2 separate regions of the Homo sapiens genome follow, and region 2 is linked to region 1. The links are chromatin loops, found by intact Hi-C in ENCODE. Cell type or tissue: Calu3. All regions are shown on one strand.

Region 1 (8,000 bases):
CTGTAATAATTACAGAGATTTGGCAATGCTGCTTATATAACCATTGACCATAAATTATAGTTAGACCAAACAGCTTTGGAAACTGATGGCAAAGCAGCTGACATTTCTAATTTACTGATTCTGTTGTCATTAGTGTAAAGTAGGTGGGGAGGTGAAAAGAGGGTCAGGGCTTAATCCTTCACTTGTTGAAATTCTGCCCACCACCATAGGGGACAATTACCCTTCAGGAACGATTACTCAGTCTTTTAACAAGAGTGACATCTGCTGGCCCACATATGCAATTCAAACTATTCCATTTTTATAATTCTTTGCAATAGCCTAGCTTCATTTCCACAGATGGCAAATTAGCTGGGTTTATAATTACAAAGGACAATATTTAGCACAATGGAGTCTTATTTAGTTATTTTAAATGTGTGGTTTAAACAAGATGACTCTAAATTTGTTTGCTTTTCATTGTGACATTTTAATTGCAATTTTTTTCATGTGTTTTTCTCTTCTTGCAAATGCTAGTTTTTTTCAAGTTTGAATGTAAGATACTTACGGTCTAGATATTTTCTGGAATTTATTTTTAAGATGTTAACTGTAATACTCCAAGACAATATTTTAAATTGAATGAAACAATTAAATTGCAAAAATGTCCTGTGTTTATTTTTTGTTTGTTGTGTTATACATTTTTTCTTTTTTTAAAATGTGTATTATATTTTCATTTACAATGCAGTATTCTCCTGATTAGTTGGTCTCTCTCAGGTGAATGTGGGTGTGCATACTTGAAAATGATATTTTTGTATTAGAGTCAATATGTAAATACTGTGTTATTTATTGTGAATACTCGTATTCCTTATATCTCTATAAACTGGTTGCTTTTATTTCTAGTAATCATGACCAAAAAACTTTTTTGTTGAAATAGACAAGTAAATATTTATCGTAATGCATTTTACACTTACGATGATTATTATGGAGTTGTATTTTTAGTTGACAAAAGTATTTTTTAATTTCTAAATACAAAATTCTTACATCAGGCAAATATATGAGCAAGTACTTAAAAAAGTAAAATAGTTGTTATAGGGATATTTAATTCTGGAATGTATTCCTATGTAAAATTATAGAAGTGGAAATATACTGGAATTTTTAGTTTTACATGAAAATAATGGAATTATAATGTTCTGTAACATTTTTAAACCGATTAAGACTGTATCAGATTAATAAGCATTAATATTATTATTTTGTGATCCATACCTTAAGATGCTGTATAAAATAATGGAGCTATCTTTTAAGTCCAATATATACAAAGGCATACACACTAAAAGCATCTAAGCATTTACAATGATTACGTTCTTACGCCTCTCCAATTAAAATTAAATATGGCATCTCAAAAAAGTCTTAACTTCCACATTTCACATTCTTGATTTTCTGTTTATATGTTACTTTATTTTCTATTAGTCTAAACAATTATGTTGGAAACATAATTGAACAAAGAAGTAAAAATTGGTATGATATCCTTAGGTCTATTATTAATTATCTGAGTCACTCAACCTTTTTCGTCTCTATTTTCCTACCTGTAAAGCTCATAATATCTACGCAGAAGATTCATGTAAGGATCAAATTTTAATATACTATATAGAAAAGTGTTCTATATACCATTAAGCACTTCTAGAAGTTGGTAGTAATTATTAATTGATCTCATGGCTATGTACATTTCCTCATTTATTCTCCAAAATAACATTATGACATAAGTAAATCTATTTTACAGGTATTAAAAAAATCAAAACCTTTAGATCACACTCAGATTAAAAATTCAAATGATGGAACTAAGAGCCAAATCCAAGTAATTTTGTCTCTAAAGCCAGAAAGCCATGTGGTCAAATACTTTTAATATAAACTGACTCAGAAACATGTAAATAATAACAAAAAATCCAATCAAGCAACATTAAAAAAATTCTAAGTAAAATAAACATGTAATATACACCAAAATTTCTATCCTATAAATAATTCATAGTTTAAAATATGCTTTCAGCATCATGAAGTAAAATGTCTAAACACTTTGTCTTTTTCTATTAAAAATACTAAAAAAATTGCACAGCATTTACTTGCAGGTACATCTCAAATATATTGTGGATTCAGTTCCAGATCATTGCAATAAAGGGAACATTGCAATAAAGTGAGTCACACAAATTATTTGGTGCATTGTCAATGTAAAATTCATGTTTACATTATAGAATAAATAGACTGTAGTCTATTAAGTGAGCAGCAGCATACATCTAATAAAACAATGAACATACCTTAATATAAAAATACTTGATTGCACAAAAATGCTAACAATCATCTAAGCCTTCAGCCAGTTGTCATCTTTTGCTGGTGGAGACTGATCAGGCTAGTGGTTGCTGAAGAGTGGGGTGGTTATGGCAATTTATTAAAATAAGACAACAATGAAGTTTGCTACATTGATTGGGTCTTCCTTTTTATTTTTTTTTTGAGACAGATTCTCACTTTGTCACTCAGGCTGGAGTGCAGTGGCACAATCTCAGCTCACTGCAGCCTCTGCCTCCCAGGTTCAAGCGATTGTCCTGCCTCAGCCTCCCGAGTAGCTGGGATTACAGGCAACTGCCACCGCGCCTGGCTAATTTTTGTATTTTTAGTAGCGATAGGGTTTCACCATATTGGTCAGGCTGTTCTTGAACTCCTGACCTCGTGATCCACCCACCTTGGCCTCCCAAAGTGCTGGGATAACAGGCATGAGCCACCGCGCCCAGACGGCTCTTCCTTTTACACACACGCGCGCACACACACACACACACACACACACACAGAGCATTCAATGCCGTTTGATAGCATTTTATCCACAGTAGAATGTCTTCAAAATTAGAGTCATCTTCTCAAAAACTGCTGCTGCTTTATCCATTAAGTTTATGGAATATTCAAAACTCTTTGTTTTCATTTTTAAAATGTTCACAGCACCATCACCAGAAGACCATCAAGGAAACACTTTCTGTGCTCATCCAACAGGCAACTTCTTATCCATTAAAGTCTGATCATAAGATTTCAGAAATTCAGTCACATCATCAGATTCCACTTCTAATTCTAGTTTTCTTACTGTTTCCACCACATCAGCAGTTACTTCATTCACTGACATTTTGAGGCACTGAAAGTCAATCCTGAGGGTTGGAATTAACCTCTCCTAAACTGTTAATGTTAATATCTTGACCTCCTTAGATGAATCACAAATACTCTTAATAGTATCTAGAATAGTGAATCCATTCCAGAATGTTTTCAATTTATTTTGCACACATAAATCAGAGGAATGACTATCAGTGGCAGCTATGACCTTATGAAGTGTATTTCTTACATAATAAGAGTTAGAAATAAAAATTAGTTTTTGATCCACGGGCTGCAGAATTGATGTTGTGTTAGGAGGCATGAAAACAACATGAATTCTCATGTACCTCACCATGAGAGCTCTTTCTTGGGTGATTATGTGTGCTGTCATTGAGTAGGAATATTTTGAATGAAAACTTTTTCTGAGCAGTGGGTATAAATCGTGGGCTTAAAATATTCAGTAAACCACGCTGTGAACGGAGGCGCTATCACCCAGGCCTGGTTTCATCTCTGAAGAACAGGCAGAGTAGATGCAACTTAATTCTTAAGGACCCTCAGACTTTCACAAGTGTAAATGAACACTGGCTTCAACTTAAAATCACTAGCTTCATTAGTCCCTAATGAGAGTAAGCCTGTCGTTTGAAGCTTTGAACAAACGCTGACTTCTTATCTGTAGCTATGAAAGTCACAGATGGCATCTCCTTCCAATAGAAATTTAATCTATGTTGAAAATCTATTGTTTAGTATTGCCACCTTCATCAGCAGTCTTACCTAAATCTTCTGGATAGCTTGCTGCAGCTTCTACATCAGCACTTGCTGCTTTACCTTGCACTTTCATGATATGAAAGTGGCTTCTTTTCTTAAACCTTGTGAGCCAACCTCTGCTAGCTTCAAACTTTTCTTCTGCAGCTTTCTCACTGCTCTCAGCCTTTACAGAATTGAAGAGACTTGGGCCCTTGCTTTGAATTAGGCTTTGGCTTAAGGGAATATTGCAGCGGATTTAACTTTTTATTCATGCCATACAAACTTTCTCCCTGTCAGCAACAGTTCTATTTTGCTTTTTTATCATCCATGTGCTCCCTGCAGCACTTTAATTTCTTTCAGTTTGGCTAACTCTGGTGCAGGAGGCCTGGCTTTTGACCTATCTTGACTTTTGACATGCCTTCTTCACTAAGCCTAATTGTTTCCAGCTTTTACTTTAAAGTGAGAGAGACGTTTAACTCTTTTTTTCACTTGCACACTTATAAGTTACTGTAGGGTTATAAATTGGCCTAATTTCAATGCTGCTGTGTCTCAGGGCATAGGGAGGCCCAAGGAGAGACTGAGAGAGAGGAAAAGAGTGAGACACAGGGAGGAGCCAGTTGGTGGGTAGAGTGGTCAGGACAAAAACATTTATGGATTACATTTGCTATGTTATAGAAGCATAATTTGTGGCACTTCAGACCCATTACAATAGTAACATCAAAGATCACTGATCACATATTACAATAACAGATCAAATAATAATAATAATAAATTGAATTGTTAGAATTACCAAAATGTGAAACAGGAACATGAAGTGAGCATATGCTGATGGTAAAATGGAGCCATAGACTTGTTAGATGCAAAGTTGACATAAACCTTTAATTTTTAAAAAAAATCTCTCTCTCTAAAGCACAATAAAGTAAAGCTCAATAAAATGAGGTGTGCCTATCTTTGCACACATTAGTTTGAATTAAAAATGTTAAGACTTTTCATATGAAAAACGAATATCATAATAGGAACAAAAATAATATGATTTAGATTTTCCATGCTAGTTGCAGTCAAATTTGTTTTCTGTGTAATTAAGTGGAGAAATATCTACTAATTAAAGAAGCTACAATCAATAAATTGACTTAGTTTCTTATATTTTGAGGACATTTCAAATTAATTTTGGGTTCACTTAGCTTAAAAATGTCTGTCATTTTCTTCACATTATATCTCAAGGATGATTTAGACAAATTACCTACCATTTACAGCATTGTACCTAAGAGGAAAAAAAATACCATATGTTATGGTGTGTGACAAGCATTGAATGTGGTCCTGTCCTTTAACTTTTGTGTCACCCTAGCCACAGGTTTCTTCCAGGAATGAGAGACAATACCTTGTGAAATGTCTCACCTCATTTGGCTTTGGGCACTTCTATGAAACAATTTCCGAAATACGTTTTCAATTTACTTTAATTATTTTAATTATTTATTTAATAATTCTATTTTGTTTTGTTTTATAAAATAGAGAATCTATTTTTCTGATAGTTTAGTATAACTAGGATAATATTTTATAAGCATTTAATAATCTAAAATTGTAAACAATATTATAGGTTTACACATAATATTCTAGATCAATGCTAAGTTTTATGATGCATATAATATAAAGATTTAAAACGTATAAAGTGGCACATTGACTTGAAATTATTGAGATGTTTTGAAAATATCCAAAAACATGTTATAGTACAGTTATTCTTGTTTCTTACTTCTCCCACAGATGATTGGCTGGAAAACATTCAGTTTGTACAACTTTATTTGAAGTGATGGCATGTAACACACATATAACCTTCTTCACTTTTTAAATCTAATTTTAAACCATTCTTTTTGGGATTTTTGTACTATTTTCTATCAAACTCTTTTCTTATATTCTGTTCTCGGATTTTTATGACATCTGGTTAGTGGCATACTTTTACTCACTTCAATATGTAAAAGTGATTCTATTTTAAACATACTTTCAGTTAGATAAGTGTTACATATTGACCCAGCAACTTGAGTCCTGTTTTACATGATATTTTTCTTGCATTACATATATATTTTCTATTATTAGCATTCAAACTCCAGTTCATACACTCTAGCCTAGAAACTTTAATATCAATACTCTTCTAATTAAATGCATTAATTATATAATCAATAACATTTTCACATGGAAACACAAAACAAAAAATATTATATTTCAGAATGGTCTTAGGCTTGATTAATTCACTAGTGCAAACCAAAACATCTGATTTCTTTCTTTTTTTTTTTTTTTTTTTTTTGAGATGGAATCTCGCTCTGTTGCCCAGGCTGGAGTGCAGTGGCACGATCTCGGCTCACCACAAGCTCTGCCTCCCAGGTTCACGTCATTCTCCTGCCTCAGCCTCCTGAATAGCTGGGACTACAGGCACCCGCCACCACGCCTGGCTAGTATTTTTGTATTTTTAGTAGAGACGGGGTTTCACTATGTTAGTCAGGATGGACTCGATTTCCTGACCTCCTTATCTGCCCGCCTCGGCCTCCCAAAGTTTACAGGCTTGTTAACTTACAGGGATTACAGGCGTGAGCCACCACACCCAGCCCTAATTTCATTCTTAAACTTCATGGGAGTCATTAAATTATAGATTTGTGAGATCTGTGCTCTTAAATAGGTGGCCATTTACAGAAGAAGAGAAATCAAAGAAGACACTTGATATAGTCTTTCGTCTTACCAAAACCCTCAACTTACTTGTTTGGTCTTAAAATCAAGGACCTTTTCATAAAGGAGTCTGTATCTTCACAAAAAGGTCAGTTCTCATTAAATGTCACTATAATAACCCATTATTTCCATCACAACACAATTTAACTACCTAGTATTACATGAGGATTTTATGTTTGATGTCCAGTTATTCTCATCTGAGATAAGCAGGTTAAAGTGATTAGATACATGTTAGTGCCAGATATCAGTCAGAGTTTAGTTAAAAGCAAAAAAAAAAAAAAAGTATATCTGAGTGATTTTACTATAAAAGAAAATTATTAATTCACTAAAAGGATATGGATAGCTTATTGAGTCACCCAAATGGTTGTAGAACAGGCATGGCAAAAAGGAAAGCTGTCCAGATTCAAATTGAGAACTGCTCCAGACAGTAATCTGCCATGGCCCTTCCAAGTACTAGCTACTGCTGTGGAAATGCTCAACACTGTTATTAGGGAAGCCTGAATGCTGCAACTAGTACATCTGCCATTATTGCCTGTGGACTGGATTCTATCTTGTTGCAATTAGTACCATCCCTAGAATTATTTGCATTCCTGATTCCCTGATTCAGTAGTCATGTGCAAATAAGCCTGATTACTATTGTTGCATCCTAGGTCAAATGCTTATGCATTACTTTTAAGAAAGTCTACAAAAATGAGTATTTACCATTTTGTAATTTATAGTAGAAAATAACTGTCTCTCACAAATACTCAAAAAGAGAGACATTCTCAACCAAGTGGGAGCTTTATATGTTGGAAACTAAGAACAATGACATATGTTTACTACGAGGCACAAAATAAATGGCAGACCATTCCAGATAAGAATACCCCGAGCCATCCATTGGATAAGAGCTGCCAAGGAGAGCAGCCTGATTCAACTAAGACTTTGATATAAGTTAAAAATTAACTTCTACTTGGTTATGTCACTGAGATTTTGATCATTGTTAATGGAGCATTTCTTACTGCAGCATACTTTAGCATATACTGATTAATAGATTGAATATATTGTAACAAGAATACAAAATATATGAGAATCATTTAGTGATTCGGTAATGGGTAACGAGAATATATATATAACAGTCTGAATAACCCTAGATCCATGATAGGCACAATATTTAGCAGAAATTTTGCCTGCTGTATTTTAGACAGCAAATCATGTGTCTCTTCATCCTGCAGGCTGAGATTGGAAAGGCAGAGTTTCTCAAAGCAAGTTTCACAAAACGCTAGTCTTATAAAATTATTTCATAGGAAATCACATATATTTCATTAATTAATTAAACATTTTGCCAAGTTCTTTGTACTGTATCTCCCTCTTATAGATCCACAATGCCTACGTAATAATTAAAAGCTCTGAATTACTCAGTGTTACAAAATCAAAAACAAGCATTTAACCAGGTGTTTCCCAGTATTTAAAAT
Region 2 (8,000 bases), 380 kb before region 1:
GTATTTATTGTAGTCTTTGAAATCTGAGCCCATTTGTACCCATCCTTCTTGGGAAGGCATTATAAGTTTTCTAAGGGACTTGGGTGTTGTGATCTAAGTTTTTGGTCATGCAGCCATATCTGCATTAGGGGGCACCCCAAGCCCATTAATGCTATTGCTCATAGAGGTACTGCCTTGGTGGTCTTGGATAAGATTCAGAGGAACTCTCTCGATTACCAGACAGAGACTTTTGATCTCTTCATCACATAGAGTCTTTCTCTATGTGCTGAGCTCCCTGAATCTGGGGAAGTGGTGACAGTGGTCCCCTGTAGCTACCACCACTGGGACTGCACTGAGTCAAAGTGGAAGCCAGCACAGCTCTGGGTCTTGCTCAAGGCCCGCAGTAACCACTGCCTGGCTACTGCTTATGTTCCCTCAAGGCCCTGGGGCTCTACAATCAGCAGTCAATGAAGTCATCCCCACTTGTGTCCTTCACTTCAGGGTAACATGTTCTCTCCAGATTCAGGAAGGTCCAGAGTTGCCATTCAAAAGCCAGGGCCTGGAGTCAGAAATCTTAGGAATCTACGTAGAGCTTAATTCAACTGTAGCTGAGCTGGCACTCAACCATAAGACAAAGTTCTCATTCTTCCCTCCCTTTTCCACAAGCAGAAGAGTCTATTCCCAAAGACACCACTGTCCCAGGCCTGTGGCAAGTAGTGCCAGGCTACCACTGAGCTTTACTCAAGGACCAAGTACTCCTCAGTCAGATTGTGGTGAATGCTACCAGGCCTGGGACTTTCTCTTCAAAGTAATGGGCTCCCCTTTGGCCCAGTCCAGGTACAGAAATGCCATCTAAGAGCCAAGGCCTGGAATGCAAGACCCCAAGAGCCTGCTTGTTGCTCTACCCCAATGTGGCCAAGCTGGTACCTAAGCTGCAAAACAAAGTCCCCTTTTCTGTTCTTTCTCTTTTTCTGAAAAAGAAGGAGTCTCTCCCTGTAGCCACCATACCTGGTAATGTGCTGAGTCACACCTGAAGCCAGCACTTCTCTGAGTCTCATTCAAGTCCCATGAGAAGTAATGCCTAGTTACCACTACTGATTATTTGGGGCCCAAAAACTGATTATTTGGGGCCCAAAAGCTTTTTACTTGGCAGGTGATGAATCCTGCCAGAACTTAGCCTTTCCTTTCGAAGCAGTGGGTTCCCTTCTGGCCCAGGATGTGTAGAGAAATGTTTTTCAGGAGATAAGGCTTGGAATGGGGATCTCAGGTCTCCGGTGCCCTATCCCACTGTGGCTGAGTTAGTATCTAAATTGCCATACAAAGTCCTTTTTAGTCTTCCTTCACTTTTTCTCAAGCTGAAGGAAGGTCTCTCCCAAAGCTGTGAGTTGCTGCCTGGGGTTGTGGGAGGGGTGACACAAGCACTCCCTTTGCTACCCCAGCTGGTGTGTCACCAAGTCACATGTCCTCCAAGTCCACTGGCTGTAAGCCCAGCACAGCACCAACTATTGCCCCCAAACTGCTGTCTCTTTCAAAGTTATCTAGGACTCCAGAGCAATTTAGCTCTTTTGATAAGCCTTGCCAGAACTCAGGTTCTGACCGCTGGAATGGGCAATTTCCCTCTGGCTAAGTCTGGTCTAAATGTTCCTTCTGTAAGTGCCAGTTGATTTCTACCCAGTGTTGCTTTCTGCTGTGACAGGGCAGCACTGAGTTGCAATGCAAAGCTCCACAGTCACTAGGCTCTCCTTCCCCCAAGAAAACAGATTCTCTCTCCATGCCATGCAGCTGCTGCCAGAGAATGAAGGATGGTGTTAGCATTTCAAGACTGTCTTTTCTGCCCTCTTCCGTTCTGCTTTCAGTGATATGAAGTTAAAACCAGGTACTGTGATTGTTCACCTGATTTTTGGTTTTTATGAAAGTGCTTTTTCTGTGTAGATAGTTGTTCGATTGGATGTGCGTGTGGATAGGGCAATTAAGGAGGGCTTCTGTTCAGCCAGCTTGCTCGAACTTCTTCTCTATTTTTTTAAAGTGATGTAAATAATGAGAAGAATTTGTCTGTGCAAATTTATATATCCATCTGGTAAAATTTTATTATTGCCTGAAAAACTTCCTTCAACGTATCATGTAGAGTGGATCTACTGGTAAGTTATTTAAGCTTTTGTCTGCATGGAAAGATTTTTACTTTGCCTTCATTTTCAAAAGATATTTTACCAATTATGGAATTCTGGATGGAGAATTGTTTTGCATGCTTTTTTTGTTTGTTTTCTTTCAGTACTTGGGAAATGTTGCCCAACTCTCTTCAGACTTGCATTGTTTAAGATATTTGTTCCTCTGTCCATACCATGCCTTTTTGTTTTGACTGATTTCAAGATTTTGTTTTAATCATTGGTTTTCAATGATTTCATTATGACGTTCTTTGGTGTAGCTTTGTTTATAATTCTTGTGCTTGGAGTTTGTCGAGTTTCTTGGATCTTGTGAATGGCACTTTTATTCAAACTTGTAAACATTCTGGCCCATGTTAGATATTTCTTGTTTACTGTTCTTCCTTCTTTTCATCTTTCATCTTCTATGAATTCTATTTGCGTATGTATTAGGCAGCTTGAATTTGTCTCACCATTCACTGGTGCTCTGCGTATGTATTCTATAATTCTACTTATTCTCTGTTTATAGATAGATAGATTTTTTTTCTATTGCTATATTTTCAAGTTTACTAATATTTTCCTCTGCGAAGTGTAATTTCCATTCTGCATTTTTTTTCAGCATTATATTTTACACTTCTACAACTCTGACTTAAAATATATCTTTCATATCTCCACCTAAATTTTGAGTATGGAGAAAACATTTATGGGGGGGAAGGAATGCCTATGATTATGATAGCTTTTTAGATATCCCTGTATAGCAGTTATACCGTTTGTGCCACTTTTGAGTGTCTTTCAAGTTGTTTGTTGTTCTCCTTATTAGTTATTTCTATTTTTTGCATGCATAGTAATTTTTGCTTAGCTACCAAGCAGTTTTTTTTATCTTGTTGAGTACTGGATATTTACATATTTCTATAAATATTGGCTTGCAATCTAGTTTAACTACTTAGAAAATGCTTACTGGGAAGGGGAGTCCCGTTTGTAAGAACTGTTTGATAGGAGTAGTGAAGTGTTTCGTCCAAGATTAATTATACCCCACTACTGACTCAAGACCTTCTGAATACCCTACCCAATGCCCTGTGAATTATGAGAAATTCACTGTGGCTTCTGAGAACAGACACTATTTTTGGCCATGTGTTGGTACCTAATCTATTCAGGTGGTTGTTATTCTGACCTAGGATGTTTTCCTTACAGGTATGGACTTATCTGTACTCAGCCAACTGTAGAAGAACAACCCTTCAGAGGTATCGAGAATTTTTTCCCTTTGTAGAATTTTTTTCCTTAGCATTCTGTTCTGAACTCTCTTGATGTTTAATCTCCCTGGACTCTCGGCTTCATCTCCTAACTGCAAGTTTTATTAGGACATTCCTGAATTTCTCCCTCCAATGTCCTGCTGCCAGGAAACTCATACAAGGAAGTGAATTAAAACAAACCCAGCGCTCACTTTATTTGTTCCCAGAATCTCAGGGACCATGGTCTTCATTGTCTGATGTCCATCGCCTTTAAACTGTTTCATATATTTTATTCATTATTTTTTTTAGAAAGAAGTGTACATCTGATCCCTATTACTAAATGTTGATTAAAAGACCAAGATTTTTTAAATTTATTTTCAATTATTTATTTTTATTATTTTTAAAATTTTATCATTTTTAAAATTTAATATCTTGTTAAAGATATCTTTGTTTACTTAAACTACATTAGAGATACTACTAAAATATTCAAAATATTTTTGAGAGAAATAAGTAATCTAAATAAAAGGAAAGATAATGACAATGGTCATTAACTGGAGGACTCTAGCTAAAAACAAAAATTATAAAACTTTTTGAGGAAAACATATCAACTATCTTTAAGATATTGGTAAAAACATATAGCCTTACCACTGACTTTTCAAATAACTTGTTAATACTCTACTCTTACACATCATGTTGATAGCTTTTTCTCTGCTTTCAGCCAGCAATCCAAACAACTATTTCTTTAAAAGACCTTACCTAAATATGTTAACATACGAATTGTCATTTAAATCTGTTTATTTCTTTAACACTAATTCTACTTGATAATATTATACTTGTTATTTATATGGTTTTCTCTTTTTTACTCACTGACAGGAGGTTCTGTGAAGTCAAGACTAAGGTATATCTTCTTTACCATGGTGTCCCAGGGACCTAAAACAATTCCTGGAATAAAGTACTACTTTTAATTATGAGTCCAATAATTTATTACTCAGCACTGAGCAATACTTTTACATTTTTGATATATCTTGAGCTTTCCTTTGAACTGTTTTCCATTTTCAGCCCATATGTGCCTTCCTACCAGGCACTTTTCTTGCTCTAGCTTGGCTTTATTTGCCAATATATGTTGATGATTTCCAACTTATTACTGCCAACTCATCATTTTTTTAAAGACCATAAAAACATATCTGTTTATTTGAAATTTTAATTTCAAATATTGGTTATTCTACTAAATATTATAATTAAATATGACTAAAATTAATCTAATTATCTTTCATTCCCTTACCATAAACTTTGTTTACATCTTGTAATCTGTTGCTTTCAGTGTATGAAATATATTGCTTCTTAGGTGTCATTCAGAAATCATGTCACTCTGGCCTACCCTTTCTTTGACCACCTCCATACAATCAATCATAGACAATATGATGTTTCTGAGGAACAAATATGATTGGCCACAACTCTTCTCAAAACTTTGCTCATCCTTTTCTATAGCTTAAAGGCCGACTCAATCTGTAGTGTTAGAACTAACAGTCTGCTCCTCATTGTCTATCTGGCTCCTTTTTTTCTGCTGTTCTCCTTTTTTTCTATTCCAGAGACATATAGAATTACTCTCCCAATTACAGAAAAAAATTGATGATGTTTTTTCTCTTAAAATGTTGACCATAATGTTTGTAGTGTCTATGATGCTCAACTTGTACTCCCAATACTACCATTTGTCTTCTCCACTCAGTTCTTTATCTCAGGAGGCTAAGATTGTAGTTTGTACCAATGAGTTCTTTTGCACTTTATCTTGTTGGATTTGGCCAATAGGAGATATTTTCAGGAGAACAGAGAAGTGGAGGAAAGATAATTCAGGATATTGTTTCTCCTGATTATCTTTCTGACAGGTTAACTTCAGTGGTCTGTGTCTTTCCCACAGCTCCTGAGAGTTGGTCGTCTTCATACAGCTACTCTGGATTTAGGTAAGTGGTCCCTCCTCTTGCCCAGAGGTGCCCAATGGTATCTATCATGTAAACTCAGGAGTGCTGTACTCTTCCTATTTTGTTTTCTTTGGTGAATATTTCTTTTATTAAACTTTCTGAGATGTACTCCTTCTAGGATCCTGACTAATCTCAGTACTAACATGCACGTAATTGCCAAATAATTTTAAGTGGAAGCAGCAAGTTTAAAAAGTGGTAAAAGTTATGAATCTAAATAATCCTGAACTTATTGTAGGTCCTGGGAGCCAAGTTTGGTTGTACAAATTCCTAAAATATTTTAGATATATAGAATTCTATGTACTTATGTAAAAATTAACCTACTTTGTTAAAAGTGTAAGTGTGAAGCTCCTTTTCTACTAAGAATAAGGCAAATCTTTCCTTAATTTGGAATTATATAATGTTAATGTCATTTTTTATCTATATCATTAAGCCACAGTGCCCTAATTAAATATACTATTAGATGATTGACAAAATAAATTATTGGATAAAATAGAAACAAAGATATGAGATAGAAACTGTTACTCAACACTATCAAATTTCAAAATATATTACAAAAATTTATGGTTTCATAGATATTATTTAGGAAAAATATAATAAGTATTCTAATAGATTTGTTATATATCAAATGAAATTTTATAGTAAAATGCACTTTGACTAGCCATAAATTGTTTAATTTAATGTAAAATGTGGGAATTAATTTATATCCATTTTAGAAAAGATACCGGCATGATTATTATAGTTCCCATTAAATTCATTACCTGTACATTACAATCCTAAAGATAAATTTAAAATACAATGCATGATTAATATTATTACTACTAATACACTATTAACACATTGCATTTTAAGTTAATCTTTTGATGTAAAAATTAACACAAAGAAATGTTAATAAAAATGGTCACTGTCTCATTAATAATGCATACATTTTACCAAAATAAGATACAGCAAAATGTTATTTATAGAAAACTAAGTATATATTTTTTGTGAAGACTTACATTCATCTGTGTAAAGAGTACTCTGCTTACATAATACTAAGGATTTATTTCTTTATGGTTCATATTTTCAATGGGGTTTAGTCTCTCTTGTATAATTTTATCATAGCTTTTATTCTGTTTTCTCCTTTTGCAGTAACACATAAAATTAGGTCTGTTTCCACAGGGTTGTAAAGATAATTTCAAGTCTTTTCCTTTCAAATTGATTTTTACCTTAGCTGTTTTTCTTGTTTAATAAGGTGATAAAATCATATTAATAATATATTTACCAAACTCAGACCTGCATGTACATATTAATGTTGTTTCTAGCCAAAGTAGAATAAATTTAGGCAATGTAGACTCAAACATAGTTAAGTAATTATTACCATATTGTATTGTGATATTTTTCTTCAGAGGACATTTCTCCCTTTACAAGTTGGTGATAAATGTTTCCCGCCTTTTTTGCTCTCTAGTTTCTTTGCAGTGACTCATTGCTCTTAGAATATTTAGAAAAATTATCTTTCAGTCAAACTATCAAAGACATTACACTACGTCTTGCTGTACCTTACTTTAAGTGGCAATTATGAGACATTATCACACAGCAATATCAAATAACAATTAACATCCTACAGGTTCCTATTATACTTTTAGCATTGTGTCTTGATTTTCATTCTCATTGCATCCTTTGAAAGAAAATAGACGCAACTTTTTTTATTACTTAGAAGTGGTATGAATATACTAAGGTACAAATAAATTTATATACAAAGGAAAAGAGAGTGTGTTTTATAGTTTTGTTATATTTTTAAAAAGTGTTTTCAGGATATCTGAAAATATGCATAAACCTGTAAAATTCAAGCCCAGTATATTCTCTAGTGTAGTCCACTGTACTGTAGAAAATAGCAGCGTCAAAATGCAATAAAAATATTAAATCATATAAAAAGAATTAACCTATAATTAATAAGCTCAGTAATGAAAATCTGGAATGAACATAGAAACAGGTTGTAACTCCCTATCCCCCAAGATGCAAAATTAAGTTGAAAGATAATATCATTTTCTTTGACCCAAATATATTCTTCGTTACTCTTATCTAAATTCTCTTCATTATAATTTTATGGGTAAAATACTTTATGGCAGAGAATAGATATTCTTTGGTACTTTGTTTTGTTCACGTTTTTCTTTATGTAAATAATATTTTTGTAATCATGACGGTAAGATATAGGGGCATCATTTTAATTAATTTTTTCTTTTTGTTAGATATTTTTATTCAATTCTGCAAAACTGAGAGGAGAGAATGTATCATTAAACCCAGTTGGATGAGCATATTTTTTGACATTACGGCACTAAAAAGCAAACAAATACCACGAAACAGAGACAAGCAAGCAAACCCAGTATAATAGAAATAAAAGCATACTGAAAAGTCAATAAAACCTTAGAAAATATAAAGAAGATAGACAAAATAGCTTAACGTATCAATTTAAAATGTGTTTAAACATGAAAATTAACTGTTCTCACATTCTAAATAAAAAGCAATGCCCTGTTGAGATTCCTGACAGATAATTAAAGTTTTGGGTAATTTTAAATAATAATCTGAAAAAGAAGTAACTGGTTAAGTAGAAGGTTAATCCCCAGATTCATTTTCCAAGCCTATTATCAAGTGACTGGGCCTCACAAATGTAATGTTTACTTCCTGATACTAAAAGAGACAAG

What was found. Peaks named below come from ENCODE experiments on the same cell type or tissue, not always from the same donor. Only the 100,000 strongest peaks of a DNase experiment are listed, where the experiment ranks them.
Region 2: it touches region 1 in a loop (4-fold over the local background); 3 of 110 quality-filtered maps call a loop at or near these places.

Annotation. Positions count from the first base shown.
Region 1 is chr1:104,640,608-104,648,607 of GRCh38, reverse strand. No RefSeq gene overlaps it. Among named protein-coding and RNA genes, the nearest start is that of AMY1C, 890 kb to the right of the region's middle. In Calu3, no CTCF peak of the experiment used is centred here; no DNase peak of the experiment used is centred here.
Region 2 is chr1:105,020,412-105,028,411 of GRCh38, reverse strand. It overlaps LOC105378880 (a long non-coding RNA gene), which reads left to right and starts at 3,310. Exons shown (of 3, transcript XR_947657.1): 1 at 3,310-3,358; 2 at 5,262-5,304. RefSeq lists a silencer at 918-1,118. In Calu3, no CTCF peak of the experiment used is centred here; no DNase peak of the experiment used is centred here.